Regions from separate parts of the Homo sapiens genome. Here region 1 is linked to region 2. Evidence: chromatin loops called from intact Hi-C (ENCODE). Cell type or tissue: PC-3. All regions are shown on one strand. Each heading gives the region's core, and the rest is flanking DNA. Links, peaks and the distances in the headings are about the cores only. Region 1 overlaps VWA8 (von Willebrand factor A domain containing 8). Region 2 has its middle 19 kb from the start of DGKH.

Region 1 (7,728 bases), core at 2,342-4,841, 120 kb before region 2:
AATAGAAAGGAGTTCTTCTGAGTATGATAGCAACATAACAACGAGCAAACACTTGAGTTCTAACACAGAGGCCACAGTAAACAGAGAGAGATCTTCCCCGACTGTCCAAGTGCAAATTAGGATGTATTTTTAAATAATGATGTGGTTATTTGTACTAGTGAAAAGTGAGAAAGAACCTGAATAACCAATAATATAAAAAGGTAGAAAAAATAGGAATGTTAAATAAATAACAGCATACCTATCTGATGAAATATTGTACGGATACTAAAAATCATATCTTTGAGTAACATCTAATGTCAAAAGGAGATGCTCCTGATAAAATGCCAGGTTTTTAAAAAACACTATAAACTTTATATACATGGCATACCATTTTTGTAAAAATTATACATTATACATTATAAACATATGCACATAGAAAGAAATACAGAAAATATTCATGCTGCTCGTCTTGAAGAAGAATACAGCAAGTAATTTTTCAGTTCTTTCGTATGCTTTTTAGTATTTACTCAATTATGCTACCCTTCTTTACTGTTTGGTTTCCCCAACTAAAACATAAGCTCTATAACAACAGAGATTTTTGGTTTATTTGTTCACTGCATCTGGATAATGCCTTGCACATATCAATCATTCAATATATATTTGTTAATAAATACAAATATTATATGCATTTATATCAAATGAGCATTTATGACTTGCATAATCAGAAAAAATAAACTTTACTTTGAAAACAATATAAATTCCCTATTACATATTATTATTAACCTAATTCTCGCCTTCAAAGGTAGCAGTTGAGTTTAAACCTCTTGCTTTATCATCAATCATCCTTAGTTTTAGGTGAGAATTAGTGAAGAGCTTAATGGCCATGACCAACAACTCAGGATTTGGGTGTTTCCAGCTGATATGTCAATTCGTAATAACCTGGATACCAGTCATAGGTGCGTACAATGGGAATGATACTGAAAATCCCAAACTTTCTCCCAATACCCACCAGAGAGCCACAGGTACTTTTTCACCTATATTGGGCCATCAAGTTACAGGGATCACCTAACAGTGAATAAAAATACTGCCCGTCCCTTCAGCCCAAACATCAAATTCAATGGTTAAGAACACTGAATAAATAAAAAGGAATTTTTAAATAAAATAAATGCAAAGGCCTTTCGGTGTAACAAATATACGTCTAGCTGGTAGTCAACTGGCAAATTCATCTATCTAGAATTCAAATGGAAATTATCCATTGTGATGACTCAAAATAGATGTCAAAAAGGCAAACATCCATAGAAAACCCCACCTGGTGTTTTCATGAATAAATTAAGGCCAGAACCCACTTATTCTTAATTTAGTTAAAATTGTAATAAAGTTGATTACCCAAAGAAGAAATCTACCATCAATATATGTGTCACTTATGTTCCAGACAGTTTTTAGGTGCCTGAGATGAGCAAGATAGACAGTTATATTCTAGCGGGGGAGGAGAGCCAACAAACATGGGAGCAGGGAAATAGGTAAGTTCAGAGAGTGCTAAGTGCTCTGGAGATAATATCATGTACGATGACAGCCTGGTGCGGCATGGTATATTTGGAAAGGGGGTAGGCATGGCCAGTGGCTACTTTAGCTAAGAAATTTATAACCTGAATTACAAGGAGGCAAGAATATAAAGTACAAAGAGAAACTCACACCAAGCAGAGGAAACACCAAGTACAAAGGAAGGCAACTGCAGCTGCAGCCTGCAAGGCAAGGAGTAAAAGGAAAGGTGGTAGACAAACATTCGATCCTATAGAGTGATGTAGGCCATATTACAGGGTTTGGATCTGACGGTGGATGTAATGGGACATTACTGCATGGCTTTAAGCAGCAAGGAACTGGTAGGATCTGATTATGAACAGCACAGTAAGGAATACTAACTGCAAGGAAATAAGATAAAATAAAAATATGAAAATCAGATAAGACCTCAAAACGTCATCTGAAGCAATAAAGAAAGGACTAACATTCCTGCACCTCAGTCACGGGCTCCGAAGGTATCAGTGGGATTAGAGCACAGTAAATAACAGATGCTCATCAGAATGAGCAGGATTCACCAACAAAACATAAGAGTGTAAAATGCTGCCAAGGTAAGACACTTAAAATATTTATAAACTTTATAAACTAAAATATATATCATCTAAAAATATTCTTTTTAGAAGGACCAAAGGACTGTATAACTTCAGAAAGTTTCATCTAAATAATTTACTATAATGGTCCAACAAATAAATCTTTAGATAATCGATAAATTTAGTTTCCTAAAACAATTTCTAAAAAGCTAAAGTGTTAAGCTCTCCTTAAAATAATAAACACATTTAAAAATCCATTTTCTCTTCCTTACTATTTGCAAATTATAAAATTCATTTTAAAAATATATTTTTAAATCCATACTCTACCAAACAAAGCCAGTTCTTTCACCATTATTTAAATATATTCCTGACTCCTCACCTCTACTTAGGTCATTGTTCCAGCTTCTAATCCCTTTACCCAGCTCCTCACTATTCCAGCTCAAATCCCATCCCTCACTCTTATCTTCTCTGAGTATAGAAAAGAGGCAAATTTTTTTAAAACCTTGTCAATTGGGGGTGGTGTGGGGTTTACAGCACCTTTATGTGTAACTATCATGGGAACAGAAATGTAAGCAATCAAAAGCTGTATGCTTAAAAAATATCCTGAATTTTAAATTTTATTATTTGTATTAACTGCAATATTCCAGATTTACTGTTTAGTAGCCTAAATCTTCACATAAGTTTTAAATGTATTAAAATTTTAGGGATTACCAGACCATATATTTTAGAAAATTAACCCAATATGAAATTTAAAAAATTAAACACCCTTAATCAAATAACTCTATCCACTATTCCAAACAGCTTGCAAAGAAGTTCAGTGGAAATGATCCTGTGAATTAATATCTACCCTTTCTAAAAGATAACCAACTGGAAAAAGAAATTAGGACTTTCCTGTTACCTTTCTTACCACGTGAAAAATGCAGGTTGTTCATTCTAAAAATAAATATAAGCTTTTGAATAAAAATATATTTTTATAATGTGGATATTATGTGAATCACTAGGTTTGGAATAAATACCATTAAATTGAGAGTCGAAGTCAACAAGATAGAAATATAAATTCAAATTCATATTTCAAAAGGCACTTAGTGCTTGCTTCGGCAGCACATATACTAAAATTGGAATGATACAAAGAAGATTAGCATGACCCCTCCTCAAGGATGACATGCAAATTCATAAAGCATTCCATTTTTTTTTAAGGGACTTCTTCACAAAGAAAACACAGCAGGGGTCTTAAAAATGTTTAAAATGATGAATACAAGAACCTCTTGGCTACAAGAGAGAATTTTTCATTACAAAACTGGACAGTTAGATATAAAATTATTAGTAATGGTTGTTACCTATTACCATTTATAGGTAATGTACATGAGCACAAAGAGCTCTTTAAAAATTCCCTGGTAAAATTATACTATAAAATTATATCTGATAATTCTATTCTTTGTTTTAAAATTTGACTATAAATTATTTAAAATTTTTAATTTGCATTTTAATGTAAGAACTTTGAATCTAAAAGACAAACATAAAAATGGCTATCTATACTACAGTGCAATAAAGAAACTAAATCATCTTCCCTCCCCAACCTTTTAATCTGGAACCATTCCTTACCTGTTTTGACTTTTAGGACATTGAACATTTTTTAGGAGTCCAAGTTGTTGTCTTACAGACTATCACACATTCTAGATCAGTCTGATTGTTAATGTTAAACGTTTTTAGTAAGAGTACTACATTGGTAATGCTGTAGTACTCTTAGTAAACCTGTTGGAGTGCTCTTACCCTGTAGAGGTAAACCCTCATTGAATCACATCAGCATTCACATCATGATAATTCTGTTGTATGAGTTGGTTAATGGAGCCAATGCCAGATCTCATCATTGTAAAGGTACATTATTTTTTCCCATTTGTAATCAGAAGTAATCTATGAAGTGAACTTTTGGCATTATGTAAACAAAATGGGTTCCTTTAAAATTTGTTTATGTGCTCTGTCTGTGAAGGATTACTTTTTGATTATGGGAAATCTGAACTTCTCAGACATTCCCACTAGATGATGCTAAATTTTTTTGAAAGCCATCATTTAAGGTAGTGTCTGCCAAATCTCTCCATTTTAAGTGCATTTTTTTCTTTTGTAATTAATAAGTAACACATGAGGCCATGTGAATATCCTATTCCTCAAAAACTTTCCACTCAGTGATTTTTTACAATTACAGTCTTTTAATTATAACGTAACAGTGTGCCCATGCTAAAGTTTCAAATGTAAAGAACTACGAAAGTCTCTTCCTTATCCTACTCCAGACTCCAACTCACACTTCTGTAACATACTTTATGTACACTCTGTTAACTGCTCCTTGTGCATCCTTCTGGAAGTTTTCAATGTATAAACAAACATATATGCATTTCTTGTCTTCTTTTTACCACAAATGGGATCACAGTATACATACTGTCTTATAAATTTATTTTTTTCACTTAATTTATCCTGCACATCTTTCCTATCAGTACGTACACATTCATCTCATTCTTTTTAATAACTAAAGAGTATTCTACTTACCATTATTTCATTAGTCTCTTTAAGTATACATCACTCTGTTCATTCACAGTTTTATACAATTTCAAACAATGTTACATTAAACATCCTTGTACATATAACTTTTCATGTTTTATGTGAATATACTTGACTAAAATTTCTAGAAACATAACTGTTGAGTCCAAATGCATGTGTAATTTCTTTTCTTTTGATAAATATTGCCAAACTTTCTTTTTAAATTGCATTAATTTCTGCTGCCATCAACAGCAATGCTGTTTTCTCATCTCTTCTTCCTCATTAATACTGGACATTAGCAAATTCTTTAATCTTTGCCAATCTGAGAGGTAAAAGAAAAATAGCAGCTGACAGTCTTTTAATTTTTATTTTTGTAAATAAGAAAGTCAAGCATCTTTTCATGAAATTATTGAATATTTGAAATATTTTCTCTATGAATTGCTTATTTATAGGCTCTATCCTTTTTCTATTAAATACTCCTAAGAACAATATTTTAAACAATGTATTTGAAGAAGTGTAAAACAAGTTTCATTATAATGTTCATAAAACATTATGTTAGTTGGTAATCTGTACCTAAGATACTCTCCCACCAGAGAAAAAGCTATAGTTTCTGGAAGTGTATACTCTCACTACCTTTAATACCCCTTTACCCAAGTGACCTATAGATTGAAAATACTTTAATAAATATGCTAGAGAATCTCCTATATCAAATCTCCTTAATTCATTTTTTAATAAATCAAATTTCTATAGGCAAGTAGTAGGAAACAATTTAAAATTATGAAATCAGCACATTGATCTTTAACGTTTTAGAACCATTAATTTCATCTAGGATTTCTCATTTAGTACAAAACCAAGAAGACATTTCCAAGAACAGTGAAACTAAAAATCTAAATTAAATCTGTCTAGAGAGAGCACAATACAACTACCTTTTACTGTTATATGAGCTACTCTCTTTCTACTTTAAAAATCAATCTTGTATAGACCTGGAGTACACAGTCATGGGCTAGAGTGTGACAGAACTTGCCTGATCAATGTAAAAGGCTGTGCCTGCACGGATCTCTCGTCGCTGTTTGAGATCAGTTTCAGTGGTGTCCCTTGACAGGGCAATGTATTCGACCTCCCGTTTGGTCAGCTCCTGTAGAGAAGAGAATGAAATTATTCCAAAAATAAAATCAAATTTCCAGCATATGATTTGGAACTAGTTATCTGACAATGCCATTGCCCATGAGAAGTGCATTGTTAAACCTAATTTTGGGTTGAAACTTGTTGAATCTAAGTTTGAGAAAAAAGAAATAAATTGAACTTTAATCAAAATATCTATATATCTCCTCAGAGCTCTTCTTCTATGGCACTCAATCCTACTACTTAAGCAATAATAATCAAAATCCAATTTTACAAACCTTAATTTTTCCTGTAGAATTATTTCCAAATATAATGAGCAATAATTTGACAGTATTACTATTTGGTTTGCCCACAAACTATAGCCATTTCTGTAAGTAATGTTCATCTTTTATAAAGGGGTGATTTAGATTAATTTATTCCATGGATCAATGTTTGCCAAGTGTATACAGTATGTTAGGTACTTTACCAAATGTGAAAACAAGGTAAAAATCCCAATAATCAGCTGGGCGCTGTGGCTCACACCTGTAATCCCAGCACTTTGGGAGGCCGAAGTGGGCAGATCACTTGAGGTCAGAAGTTCGAGACCAGCCTGGCCAATGTGGTGAAACCCTGTCTCTATTAAAAATACAAAAATTAGCCAGGTATGGTGGCGCATGCCTGTAGTCCCTGCTACTCGGGAGGCTGAGGCAGGAGAATTGCTTGAACCCAGGAGGTGGAGGTTGAGGTTGCAGTAAGCCGAGATCACACCATTGCACTCCAGCCTGGGCAACAAAGCAAGACTCCATCTCAAGGGAAAAAAAACAAACAAACCCAATAATCAGGTAAACAGAAGATAAATACACATGCATAGTTGTAGGAGAAGTAGAAGGAGGATTTTAAAAAGGAGAGGAAGGAGGTGATGAAAAAGGAGGAGGAAAAGGAAGGAGGAGGAGTAGAAGGAACAGAAAGAGGACAAAAAAATAATCAAAAAAATCATGAGATTTGAAGAGGAAACGATGCAGAATTCACCTGTTTCAAGATAATTTATCCATCCTTAAAAGTCTTTTGCCCTATAATCATGTACAAAAAGTTTTTAACATTATCTTTGGTTTTACAATGTTGAAGTAAAAACAATGACATTCTCCAATCAAATAAGGCACACAATAAGTTTTTACTAAACATGAGGAACAAACTGAGTTACTTAAGTATAATGGAAAATGGGAATGAACATGCCATTAATGGCAAAAAGGGATACTGCCATACAAGGGGATTTTTTCTCCATCCTATCTCCATATGCTACTGATAAAAACATATTATTGTTGTAATTTAGGTCTCCTTTAATGTGCCTGTCCCCATGTTACATAACTTTATGTACGTAAAGGAGGAAAAAAATTTTTTTTTTTTTTTTTTGAGATAGTCTCACTCTGTCACCCAGGCTGTTGTACAGTGGTGCGATCTCAGCTCACTGCAACCTCTGCTTCCCAGGTTCAAGCAATTCTTGTGCCTCAGCCTCCAGAGTGGCTGTGGCTGGGACTATAGGCATATGCCACCATGCCTGGCTAATGTTTGTATTTTTTAGTACAGACGGGATTTCACCATGTCGGCCAGACTGATCTCGAACTCTTGACTTCAAGTGATCTGCCCACCTGGGCCTCCCAAAGTGTTGGGATCATAGGCATGAGCCACCGCACCCAGTCTAAAAGGAGGAAAAATTTTTAAATAGAGAAAACACCGACTAGTGGCAAAGATGTGGTGATACCTAAGGATGTTTCCCTAAAAACAAATGAATTGGCTGAGAGAGCACAATTTTGGAGTAAAGTGGCAATTTCTCTTGTTGGCAGGTATTACTTCTTGCTTCTGGAACACATCACTAGTATCTTCATGTCTGCTTCATTGACTGGCTGGAAGTGATCTCCCTCAATGAAAAACCCTGTCATTACAATAGGCTTCCATTAGTTGACAAAGTTATATATGCCTCTTATTGTTAAACTGCACAGAGTTACACCCTGAACTG
Region 2 (7,728 bases), core at 122-2,621:
ATTCAGAAAATTTGCTAATCCACTCCTTGAAGACTGATTGATCATCAAATCTAAGTGAATTCATTCTTTATCATATTGCTAGAAATAAATCAACAATTCTAATTTCCATATAATCTTATGCAGGGAGGAGCAAAAGCGTTCTTGTTTAAATAATATTTGCATAAGAATCATACTTGAAGTTTGCAGTTTCAAAACACCCATTTTTTTAGTATTTTTTTTTTCTATTGCTTCCTCCGAGTCCTTCACATTGCCTCTTTCTGCTTGCACTTTCTTTATCTCTGAAGAACCTTCGGGCAGGGCTGGCCATGGCAGGGTACCATCCAAGTTTTTTGTCACAATCTGTTTTTCTCTCTATTCACTAAGAAAATCAAGTTATAGTTATCTTTAACACTGACAAGAAACTATTAGACTATTAATTTCATAAATCACTTCATTTCTTTTTTTGGTATAGGTGTTTAATGCTAATGACCCTTTACCTTCAATCTTAGTTTTTGGAAAGCTTTTAATCTTGTTAATCATATGCTTAAACAAATTAAACAACATGACTAAGTCTGTGATCTAGTCGCTGGCTGATTCCAACAGGAAATTTCTCTTTAGGAAAGTTCACTCTGCAGGTACATTCATCTGATGTCTAGTCATAGATAGCGTGTGTTTCAGACTGTGAGGCAAGAATATAATATTCTAATAATAGGCCAGTTGAACCTGTAAAATTGTTTATTCACTTTGATTTCTTGTGTGTGTGTGTGTGTGTGTGAGAGAGAGAGAGAGAGAGAGAGAGAGAGAGAGAGAGAGAGAGAGACAGGCTCTTGCTTCGTTGCCCAGGCTGGAGTGCAGTGGTGTGATCTTGGGTCACTGCAGTCTCCACCTCCCGGGCTCAAGCAATCCTCCCACCTCAGCCTCCTGAGTAGCTGGGACCACAGGTGCACTCTACCATGCCCAACTCATTTTTGTATTTTTAGTGGAGACAGAGTTTTGCCATGTTGCCCAGGCTGGTCTTGAACTCCTGAGTTCCAGCGATTTGCCCACCTCGGCCTCCCAGAGTGCTGGGATTGCAGGTGTGAGCCACCGCTCCCGGCCCACTTTGATTTCTCTATCCAAAGCAGTGCTTTAAACACTAAATGGTTAAGAACCTTGTGTTTGAAATAGGTTTCCAACCCACACCCCCACCCTGTCCTGAAGGCTAAAGCCTGCTCCAGCTTGTATTGTTTGCTCCACCCTAGAGGAAACTGTTCATTTCTAGATCTTTTAAGATGCCAAACTGGTTAGTCAGAGGATTTCTAAGCTCATTCAAAATTCATCCTTCTATTCAGTCATCACTCTTATGCTTACCCACTCCACTTCGAAAAAAAAAAAAAAAAAGAGGAGAAAAGTCGATCTTTTAAAATGGCACCTGTGCTCTCTAGTTTTGAAGGCATAATATCAGGGTATTAACGATGGAAGATAATAAGTTGTTATAATCGAACCTCTCTTGCCTTCTAGGGGTTAGAAGGATTAATTAATTAATCAATCAAATGATGAGCTCACTGCTTGCTATTATTATTATGTTAAAATATGTGAACACAGAAAGTCTTTGCTGCTGTATCAAGCCCTTCATGATCCATTCTTTGTTCATTTCTTCAGTCTCATCTCTTATTCCCCAGGTCATACTGTAATTAACAATTATATCACAATTCTTTTCAAAACCTGAAAGAACCAGGAGAGCTCTCTTTTGTTTCTTGGCCTTAATAATGAATTAGTTTTTTTCCCCCCTAGGAATACTTTTCTTCCTCCATTCCTTTCTCTAGGCATCTTGTTCTAGTTAATGAATGAGAGTTAGGTCTCACTTTAGATGTCACTTCCTCCAGGAAACCTTCCTAACTATCCAAGGTTGGATTAGACATCCCTCTTCCATGCCCTGGTACTCCCTGCATCACAGCACTTATAACACCCTGTTGTAAAAGTACAGCTGCTGGTGCACATGTCTCCCTGGTACCAAACCTCAGGTATAGTAGTTACTCAATACATATTTATTGAATGAATACATTGAATAATATGATTTTGTAAATAATAAATTAAAAACACACTTCCCTTTAACACATTTTTACAAATTACAGTAAGAAGTAAAACATTAGATTAACTTTATGAATATTAAATAAAATATTAAATAAACAAATTTAACTTTAGTTTGACAGTTTGTAAAGTTCTAAAAGTTCCATGTCTTGTGACCAGAGACACCAAGCTTATGAGGACTATTTAATAAGATTTCTGCACAAGTCAAAGTTAATGATTTACACAGAGTAGGTATTCTTTTTATTGGTAAAGAAATTAAACTTTAAGATGTTGAGGTACTTTCTTGATGACAAAAAGCATACGTATACTGAAATGGTTTTTCACATCCAAGTTAGCAGCACTATAGTGTCCTCTGTGACATGCAGTGCACTTTCTACCATGAAGATGAAACCCAAACAACCCCACCCCTCTAGCCCTCACATTCTTCACTGCCCTCTCCAGCAGCCACTAATGGGACCCCCCAGTCTGCCATCAGCCTCACTGGGTGCATGATCTGTGTGAGTACCCACAGGTTGGGGGCTGCATAAGGGGACAGGCAGGACTGGGCAGACAGAATGGCATGCAGTTTATTCTGGGCTCAGGTACACCTGGAACCCATTTGTGGCACAGGCATGACACAGGAGGTAACACCAGCCAGGTCAGGCCAAGCTCCTGAAGTCCTAGCCCATCATCTGCCTGTGGCCTTCCAGGCTCCTTCTGGGCTAAAAAGGCAGAGAGATGGAGGAGAGAAAGGGGCACCTCAGGATGATTAGCTGGGTCCCCGGTGGGTGAGAAGGTGCAGGAAGCAGGGTCAAAAGAAATCAAATGAAGGAGAGTGTCTAGGAAAGAGGTGTCATGTATGCAAGAGGCTGGTAAAAGGGAGGGACAGACTGGACCCAGCCTGTTTAAGACCTTTGTACTGAGGGCAGCTGCTGTATCCTGGGGCAACGGGAAAGAAAACACACTTTAGCACTGGATTCCAGTCCAGGTCATAACAACAGTTAACATTTGCAGTGCGTTTCTCTTCCTTGTGTCCTTTATTCTTGGCTCTGAAAAGACAGAGTTCTCCAAGTCTTATTCCTCAACCTGCACACCAGACCTTTCCCCACTGATTAGTCCTCTCTCTTTGGAATGTCTTTCTATTCCCCTACTAGCTCCTTTACACTTGTCTTAACACATGTTTGTTTCCCTCTATTGCAAGACAATAATAACCTCCCTCCACAACTTCACCACCTGAGTTCCTGAAGTGTAGTCCATTCTCCTTCCCACTCCTCCCTTTGCACCGTGATTTCCTGATTCGTCTTCTACCCCTTTTTATTGGTAAAAAAATTAAACTGTGAGGGGACTTCTGTGCGCTTAGAACTCCACATCTTAGCTCCATTTCCTAACAGTGCTCTGACCTTGGACAAATTGTTTAATTCCTGAACCTTGGTCTCCTCATCTATAAAATGGGGATAATGATAATCTCCTCATATGGTTGTTCTGATGATTAAAACTAAAGTGTCACTCATTTAAAAGAGAGCTTTAAAAACCTGTTATGTGCAAAAGTTTTTAAAACCTATGGGTTTCTAATTCTAGTAGCCACTAAAAGTATATGACTTCCTGCATTAATAATGAGAGGCAATGCTCCCCAAGTAATTTGGTGACATAAAAGTAATAATCCTCCTATTTCTTTTCCTTTTCAGCTGGGGTTTTTATGCATGTAAAGAACTCATATCATGCCAGACATTTTTAGTACAGTCTTTCATTTCGCCCTCCAAGGGTACTAAGAAATTGGTATTATAATGCTTGTTTTAAAATGGGAGAAACAGCTGGGTGGGGTGGCTGATTCATGTAATCCCAGCACTTTCGGAGGCCAAGGTGGGTGGATCACCTGAGGTCAAAAGTTTGAGACCAAGAGTTTCTGTATTTAGGGATTTAGTAGAGATGGTGAAACCCCATCTCTACTAAAAATACAAAAATTAGCTGGGTGTGGTGGTGCGTGCCTGTTGTCCCAGCTACTTGGGAGGCTGAGGCAGGAGAATCACTTGAACCCAGGAGGCGGAGATTGCAGTGAGCTGAGATCACGCCACTGCACTCCAGCCTGGGTGACAGAGTGAGACTCTGTCTCAAAAAATAAAAATAAAATAAAATAAAATAAAATGGGAGAAACAACTTGCCTAAAATCCTGAGGTTGATAAACAGAAGAGCAGGCGTTCCAGCACTGTTCTCTTTAACAGCAAATTCCATGCTCTTTTCACTAAGCGCTAGTGTAGCTAGTGTACCTTGGTGACAAAGTGCCAACCCTCACTCTTCTTGCCATGATTCCTTCCTTGCATAGTTTTCCAAAAGAAAAGTGTCCCTAACCCTCTTTGAGAAAACCACTGCATAAACATTGCTGCATTTCTTGCTTCAGGTTAGTCCCTTAACCTGGCCTGGTTTTGCTGAAGTTCCCTGCCCCTGGTGTCGAAGGCCAACAATTGGCCACTGCTCCCACTGTGCTCTCCAGCCTCCTTGACTCCCGATTCCTTTTCTGCCGATGGGCACTCAGCTTGGTCCTGAGCCACCTGCCTTGGCACTTCCTTCATCCCCCTTGCCCCAGTTCTCAGCACTTCACCTGGGCTTGATTCATGCTATTCAGTTCTTGACAGCCCCCTTACTACAATCTAGAACTCAGTCCTTTAAAGCAGCTGGGGCCTTGCCACTGCCCAGATGAAGTCTGCTGAATGTATTCTCAGGGATCACGAGAGCTACATTCCTCATCCTTTACTCTGCTTGCTTGGTGGGAACCCCATTTTTTTTTAGATACAGTCTTGCTCTGTTGCCTAGACTGGAGTGCAGTGGCACTATCTCGGCTCACTGCAGCCTCCACCTCCTAGGGTCAAGCGATTCTTCTGCCTCAGCCTCCTGAGTAGCTGGGATTACAGGTGCCCACCATCACACCCAGCTAATTTTTGTATTTTTAGTAGAGATGGGGTTTCACCATGTTGCCCAGGCTGGTCTCGAACTCCCGACCTTGGGTGAGCCACCTGCCTCAGTCTCCCAAAGTGCTGGGATTACAGGCGTGAGCCAGTTGTGCCTGGCTGTAACCCCCTGCAGTAACCCAACATTTTGCTGTTGTTTGAATCACAACTAAACCTGTCACATTGTATCTTAATCCTAGATCTAATTTTGCACCCTTGCCCAGCCTAGAACAGAGGTCCCCCACCCCCCGGTTACTGACGGGTACTGGTCTATGACCTATTAGAAACTGAGTTGCACGTTGATGCAAAAATCCTCAATAAAATACTGGCAAACCAAATCCAGCAGCACATCAAAAAGCTTATCCACCATGATCAAGTGGGCTTCATCCCTGGGATGCAAGGCTGGTTCAATATACGCAAATCAATAAATGTAATCCAGCATATAAACAGAACCAAAGACAAAAACCACATGATTATCTCAATAGATGCAGAAAAGGCCTTTGACAAAATTCAACAACCCTTCATGCTAAAAACTCTCAATAAATTAGGTATTGATGGGACGTATCTCAAAATAATAAGAGCTGTCTATGACAAACCAACGGCCAATATCATACTGATTGGGCAAAAACTGGAAGCATTCCCTTTGAAAACTGGCACAAGACAGGGATGCCCTCTCTCACCACTCCTATTCAACATAGTGTTGGAAGTTCTGGCCAGGGCAATCAGGCAGGAGAAGGAAATAAAGGGTATTCAATTAGGAAAAGAGGAAGTCAAATTGTCCCTGTGTGCAGGTGACATGATTGTATATCTAGAAAACCCCATTGTCTCAGCCCAAAATCTCCTTAAGCTGATAAGCAACTTCAGCAAAGTCTCAGGATACAAAATCAATGTGCAAAAATCACAAGCATTCTTATACACCAATAACAGACAAACAGAGGGCCAAATCATGAGTGAACTCCCATTCACAATTGCTTCAAAGAGAACAAAATACCTAGGAATTCAACTTACAAGGGACATGAAGGACCTCTTCAAGGAGGACTACAAACCACTGCTCAATGAAATAAAAGAGGATACAAAGAAATGGAAGAACATTCCATGCTCATGGGTAGGAAGAATCAATATCATGAAAATGGCCATACTGCCCAAGGTAATTTATAGATTCAATGCCATCCCCATCAAGCTACCAATGACTTTCTTCACAGAATTGGAAAAAACTACTTTAAAGTTCATAAGGAACCAAAAAAGAGCCCACATCGCCAAGTCAATCCTAAGCCAAAAGAACAAAGCTGGAAGCATCATGCTACCTGACTTCAAACTATACTACAAGGCTACAGTAACCAAAACAGCATGGTACTGGTACCAAAACAGAGATATAGATCAATGGAATAGAACAGAGCCCTCAGAAATAATGCCGCATATCTACAACTATCTGATCTTTGACAAACCTGAGAAAAACAAGCAATGGGGAAAGGATTCCCTATTTAATAAATGGTGCTGGGAAAACTGGCTAGCCATATGTAGAAAGCTGAAACTGGATCCCTTCCTTACTACCTTATACAAAAATTAATTCAAGATAGATTAAAGACTTAAACGTTAGACCTAAAATGAGAAAAACCCTAGAAGAAAACCTAGGCATTACCATTCAGGACATAGGCATGGGCAAGGACTTCATGTCTAAAACACCAAAAGCAATGGCAACAAAAGCCAAAATTGACAAATGGGATCTAATTAAACTAAAGAGCTTCTGCACAGCAAAAGAAACTACCATCAGAGTGAACAGGCAACATACAGAATGGGAGAAAATTTTCACAACCTACTCATCTGACAAAGGGCTAATATCCAGAATCTACAATGAACTCAAACAAATTTACAAGAAAAAAACAAACAGCCCCATCAAAAAGTGGGCAAAGGACATGAACAGACACTTCTCAAAAGAAAACATTTATGCAGCCAAAAAACACATGAAAAAATGCTCACCATCACTGGCCATCAGAGAAATGCAAATCAAAACCACAATGAGATACCATCTCACACCAGTTAGAATGGCGATCATTAAAAAGTCAGGAAACAACAGGTGCTGGAGAGGATGTGGAGAAATAGGAACACTTTTACACTGTTGGTGGGACTGTAAACTAGTTCAACCATTGTGGAAGTCAGTGTGGCGATTCCTCAGGGATCTAGAACTAGAAATACCATTTGACCCAGCCATCCCATTACTGGGTATATACCCAAAGACTATAAATCATGCTGCTATAAAGACACATGCACACGAATGTTTATTGCGGCATTATTCACAATAGCAAAGACTTGGAACCAACCCAAATGTCCAACAATGATAGACTGGATTAAGAAAATGTGGCACATATACACCATGGAATACTATGCAGCCATAAAAAATGATGAGTTCATGTCCTTTGTAGGGACATGGATGAAATTGGAAATCATCATTCTCAGTAAACTCTCGCAAGAACAAAAAACCAAACACCACATGTTCTCACTCATAGGCGGGAATTGAACAATGAGCACACATGGACACAGGAAGGGGAACATCACACTCTGGGGACTGTTGTGGGGTGGGGGGAGGGGGGAGGGATAACATTAGGAGATATACCTAATGCTAAATGACGAGTTAATGGGTGCAGCACACCAGCATGGCACATGTATACATATGTAACTAACCTGCACATTGTGTACATGAACCCTAAAACTTAAAGTACAATTAAAAAAAAAAAAAAGAAACTGAGCTGCACAGCAGGAG

The links. Peaks named below come from ENCODE experiments on the same cell type or tissue, not always from the same donor. Only the 100,000 strongest peaks of a DNase experiment are listed, where the experiment ranks them.
Region 1: it touches region 2 in a loop (5-fold over the local background); 3 of 110 quality-filtered maps call a loop at or near these places.

What each region holds. Positions count from the first base shown.
Region 1 is chr13:41,901,949-41,909,676 of GRCh38, forward strand. VWA8 (von Willebrand factor A domain containing 8) reads right to left here. Exons shown (of 45, transcript NM_015058.2): 4 at 5,638-5,748. It also overlaps the pseudogene RNU6-74P. Among named protein-coding and RNA genes, the nearest start is that of VWA8, 55 kb to the right of the region's middle. In PC-3, for the core only: CTCF peaks have their summits at 3,887 and 4,086; no DNase peak of the experiment used is centred there.
Region 2 is chr13:42,025,631-42,033,358 of GRCh38, forward strand. No RefSeq gene overlaps it. Among named protein-coding and RNA genes, the nearest start is that of DGKH, 19 kb to the right of the region's middle. In PC-3, for the core only: no CTCF peak of the experiment used is centred there; DNase peaks (open chromatin) are centred at 611 and 1,231; H3K4me3 peaks cover 1,583 bases; H3K27ac peaks cover 1,853 bases.